Linked DNA regions of Homo sapiens: region 1 is linked to region 2. A link is an interaction called in ENCODE POLR2A ChIA-PET data of the cell type or tissue named here. Cell type or tissue: PC-3. All regions are shown on one strand.

Region 1 (2,500 bases), 250 kb after region 2:
TGTGTTGTGGCATGCCTCAGAACTCTGTTCCTTTTTATTGCCAAAGAATATTCTATTGGCATTCCATGTATCTACTTGCTCCATAGACTGTTAGACTGAGAAATAACTTTATGGAGACTGAGCGCAAATACCCCTCATTTTACTGAAAAAGAGACTGTGTCTAAGAGGCTATGCAGCCTAGCCAAGATCACTCAGCTCAGAGCCCAGCCTTGAGCCTTACAACTCTCCACGTGGTCCCATCTTACTGCCCCCCTCAGAGAGTTATTGGAGACATAATTCAAAGTGCACAGCTTATTGATAATGGGCCAGGAGAATCATCTCTGCCAATATTAGCCCAACACCATTCATTCACCAAATAATGTAGACTGCCCCCTGTGTGCAGGGCACTGTAGGAGGTGCTGAGGACCCCAGAGGGAACAGGACAAGATCTCTGCCCTTCCTCTCAGAGTGTACACTTTCCTGAGGAGGCAGAAATAGATCAGTAGCTCCCTAGATAATAAAATCATTGCATGTTGTACTAAGTGCCATGAAAGAAACAAGGGGCAGAGGAGGAAGAGGATGTGGGGGAGGGTGGTATTGGCAGGGAGAATGGGGTGGGGATGAAAGGACCCCGTGCGCAGAGTGTCACACACTCTGGGGAGGGCCTCTTTTAGGATATTTAGGCTGAGGCCTGGAGGAGAAGGACCTTGTGAATATCTGGAGGAAGAATGTCCCAGAGAGAAGGCTATAGCATGTGCAAAGATCCCAGGAAAACAGGGAAAGTTTGAAGTTTAATAGGAGCAGAAAGAGCGAGCAAGTGGTGTGACTGAAGGCTCGAGAGAGCAGGGCCCAGCTTACAGTGGAGGCCCATAGGCCTGTTCCCTCACGGCTACACTCTCAGAGCTAACCATTCCTAGGAGGACCCGTGAGAAAGTGCATCAGTGGCTTCCAGTTCCTTCCTGTGAATTAAATAAACTCCAGTTGCCACTGGAAGCTAGAGGAAGTCCTGAGTCTCTATAGCAAAGACTTCCAAGGAAGGGAGAATTGCATCTTAGGTAAAGGTGATGAAACTATGAATCATCCTGGGGGTGAATCAGGAGATAAGGAAGGCAAAGAGAAATAAGAAAATACAGGCATATTAACAGAGAAATGGTTAAACAATTATGGTATAGCTACATAATGGAACACAATTCAATCAGCAAGAAGAAAGAAGTTTACTCTTTCCATCCTGATGTAGAAAGATCTACAATTAGTTGTTAAGCAAAAAAAAAAGCAAGGTGCAGAACTGTGTGCTCAGTACATTACCATTAGTATGAGATAGTATGTCTTTTGCAATATACGCACACAAGCTCTCTAGAAAGGATACACACACAAGGTGTCTAGGAGGGGTTTCCTTGTTTCTGCATCCCCCCAGGAGATGTGCACTCCAGAACGAAGCTTTTCACTATCTCCTCTGCTGTTTGGGAAAATGGAAGTATATTTCCTATTCAAAGAAATTAAATTAAAAATGAAAACAGGCCAGGCGCAGTGGCTCACACCTGTAATCCCAGCACTTTGGGAGGCTGAGGCAGGCAGAGCATAAGGTCAGGAATTCGAGACCAGCCTGGCCAACATGGTGAAACCCCATCTCTACTAAAAATACCAAAATTAGCCGGGCATGGTGGTGCATGCCTGTAATCCCAGCTACTGGGGAGGATGAGGCAGGAGAATTGCTTGAACCCGGGAGGCAGAGCTTGCAGTGAGCCGAGATCGCGCCACTGCACTTCAGCCTGGGCAACAGAACAAGACTCCGTCTCAAAAGAAAAAAAAAAAAAGAAAAGAACACAAAGAAAAGGCAATGAGGGGTCGAGATCTACCAACCAAAGCTCTGTGTGTTCCAGCCTCTCCTGCCCCTTGGCCTCTGCCAAGATGAACCTCAGAGATGCCCCCTCATCCTCCTAGGGAACTAACTATTGGGCAGCCACTGGTTCCTGGTCTAGATTTCACTCCTAGTTGTAATGATGGTTGTGACGGTCTAGTGACCAAATAAATTATCCCGAAGAGTCTAGAATTAATTCCAATTCCCAAATGTGAATTATCAAAGCACCTTTCTCAAGAGGGCACCCTAGGGTGAATAAACAAGTTAATAATTATCAAATGGACATTGGATTCCAATTAAGTGTCCAGCACCTTGGGAGTGTCAATCAGTGTGAATGAGGAGAGTGTGACTCTGTAACTCATAGTCCTTTCCCTCCATCTCCAGGTTTCTCAACCTGGACGCTGCTGACTTTTGGGCTGGAAAATTCTTTGCTGTTGGGGGCTGCCCTGTGCATTGTAGGATGTTAGCAGCATCTCTGGCCTCTACCCACTAGATGCCAGTAGCACCCGCCCCCCCTAGCTGTGACAACAGAAACTGTCTTCAGAGATTGCCAAATGTCCCCTTTGGAGCAAAATCACCCCCAGTTGAGAACCACTGTTCTCATCACTGCATTTCCAGGTAACGGCTTCATTCTCCCCCCATCAGAAGCTGGTGATCTCCCCT
Region 2 (2,500 bases):
GCCTATGTAGAGTGAACCCTGGAAATAGCCAGACTCCATGAATAACCTGCTATGACCTCAGGCAAGTCTCTGGACCTCTGTATGACAAAGTGTGAAATTAATAGGCAGAAATAAAGTCAACCTGACAAAGATGAGGGAGAAGAGAAGGCCATGCCGAAAGAGCACCAGGTGCACAAGACCATGTGGCTGGAGAAAACACAGCAACTAAAGGCCAGCACGTGGGAGAAAGGGCAGGGGTGGTGAGACCAGTGTAAAACGGGAGGGAGGGGGCGGCCACATAGGGCCTAAAGGATTATAACCAATTCTGCACAGCTGCCAGGGAGACACCAGTTCCATCAGTGATCCATAAATAGTTGGGAGTTACCTTCTGATTATGAGGTAAAACTCAGTTCTTGTGCATGAGCCTATGAGGGGCAAAATGCCAAGCTGTTCATAATAAAACAACTGAACTGAACTACTAAAATTACAATCTCAAGCCTGGATATGGTAGAATAATGTTTGCTAACAAGCTAATGCCTGATGTTATCTTAGCTAATGTCAAAAATGTATTTTCCGGCTGGGCGCAGCGGCTCACGCCTGTAATCCCAGCACTTTGGGAGGCCGAGGCAGGCAGGTTACCTGAGGTCAGGAGTTCAAGACCAGCCTGGCCAACATGGAAAAACCCCGTCTCTACTAAAAATACAAAAATTAGCCGGGCATGGTGGCACACATCTGTAATCCCAACTACTCGGGAGGCTGAGGCAGAAAAATCGCTTTAACTCGTGAGGCAGAGCTTGCAGTGAGCCGAGATCATGCACTGCACTCCAGCCTGGGCAACAGAGTGAGACTCTGTCTCAGGAAAAAAAAAAAAAAAATGTATTTTCCATGGGAACAAAAATACAAAATCCACTCATCTGTGAAACAATTAAATTATTTCATCATTAAATCCATCCTGATTAATCTGTAGTGTAAACTATTCGTGTCTCAGAGGTGATACAAAAATCTTCCTGTGGCCTGGTTGACACTGCATATCGAGCTTATCCACCACTCTAATGCTAGACATTTGCACAGTAGAAGCATTGGCTATACCAGTGATTCTCTTAAAATCCTTTCTCTTTAAAGTCCTTTCAGATCCATTGGCTATCCAGCTAATAGCTATTCCTTATTTGCTACATATGAGGCACAGGGCTCTGCATAATACAAAACTAAAATGTATGCAGACTGAAGAAGTTAGCAGCCTAATGAGAAGGGAGGAGGTAGAAATAGGACTAATAGAGGACCTACTATGTGTCTGACATTGACTTATACCATCTCCTTCAATCCTCCCAAGAGCTCAATCAGGAAGGCATCATTATACCTATTTTACGGAGAGACTGAGGCTCAGAGATATTAAGAAACTTTTCCACCTTATATAGCTAATAACTTCGAAAGTTTGTATGCAAGTATAGGTCTGACTCCTAATTTACTCTTAACAACTCTACCATGCTTCAAAAATACAGAATGTTGTTTTTTTGTGTGTTTTGTTGTTGTTGTTGTTGTTTTTAATGCTGGTTGCAAGAAAAAGAAAAAGCAGTAAGCACCATAGAGAGAGAGAGAGAGCATCTGTAATAAGAATTCAGTCAGAGGAGAAACTGCCCCCACTGAAAGGATGATGTTCCTCTAAGGAAGGAGGAGTTAAACTGGTCACAAAGGAATTGACCAAGGAGAGATGGGGAGAATAACCCCTATGGGAAGAGGGGACAATTTAAACAAAAGCACAGAGGCAGGACACTGGGCTGCACACACGGGAAATAGTAGGGCCAAAAGAAGGGGACAAGCCATAGGCAGAGCAGGAGAGGTAGGCAGAGCTCTGAAGAGGCCTAGGGAACACAATGAGGGCATGAGGCTGCAGGAGGCAGCAGAGCAGAGTCTCTGTCTCCACAGAGGAAGGGAAGGAAAGATCCAAGTGAGGTGGCTCTGGCTGGGGCCTAGTTTAGAGGTAGCCAGGGTCTGAACCAGCAGTGGTTGGCGTGGTGAGAAGAGTGTGTGCAGAAGAACACCCGTGGGGTTTGGGGACTAACTGGGTGAAACAAATCATCACATGTGGGTCCAGAGGTTGTGCCTGGATGACGGGGACAGCAACAGCATTTTTAACAGAAACAGGGAGCATGGGAGGTGAAGCAGACTGGAGGAAAGAGGACAGAAACACGGCAGGATTGAGGCACCAGCAATGCATACAGATTAGAGATGCCAGCAGACATCAAGAAACTAAAGAACTGGAGAGGGGCTGGGGCTGCCAGAGGGAAGTCTAGGAGTCATGTTCATGTGGGTGGTGGCAGAAGCTAGGGACTGGAGAGATTAGTGACAAAGAGAGGCAGACCTTCTGGTTGGGGAGGAGAAGCCCACAAGGAAGGGAACCTTGAGAAGATCCACAGGACAAAGAAGGTGAGCAAGGAAGGGACGTTCAGAAGGGGATGAATGAAGCATGGAGAGCACACTGTCAATGGAGGAGGAGAGAATTTCAACACAGAGAAGGAATGTT

What was found. Peaks named below come from ENCODE experiments on the same cell type or tissue, not always from the same donor. Only the 100,000 strongest peaks of a DNase experiment are listed, where the experiment ranks them.
Region 1: POLR2A ChIA-PET joins it to region 2 with 7 read pairs; 2 of 35 experiments call an interaction of 5 or more read pairs at or near these places.

Annotation. Positions count from the first base shown.
Region 1 is chr5:142,601,470-142,603,969 of GRCh38, reverse strand. All of the region lies in intron 2 of FGF1 (fibroblast growth factor 1), which reads left to right. Among named protein-coding and RNA genes, the nearest start is that of FGF1, 83 kb to the left of the region's middle. In PC-3, CTCF peaks have their summits at 2,190 and 2,391; a DNase peak (open chromatin) is centred at 999; H3K27ac peaks cover 1,437 bases.
Region 2 is chr5:142,849,451-142,851,950 of GRCh38, reverse strand. All of the region lies in intron 1 of ARHGAP26 (Rho GTPase activating protein 26), which reads right to left. Among named protein-coding and RNA genes, the nearest start is that of ARHGAP26-AS1, 18 kb to the left of the region's middle. In PC-3, no CTCF peak of the experiment used is centred here; no DNase peak of the experiment used is centred here.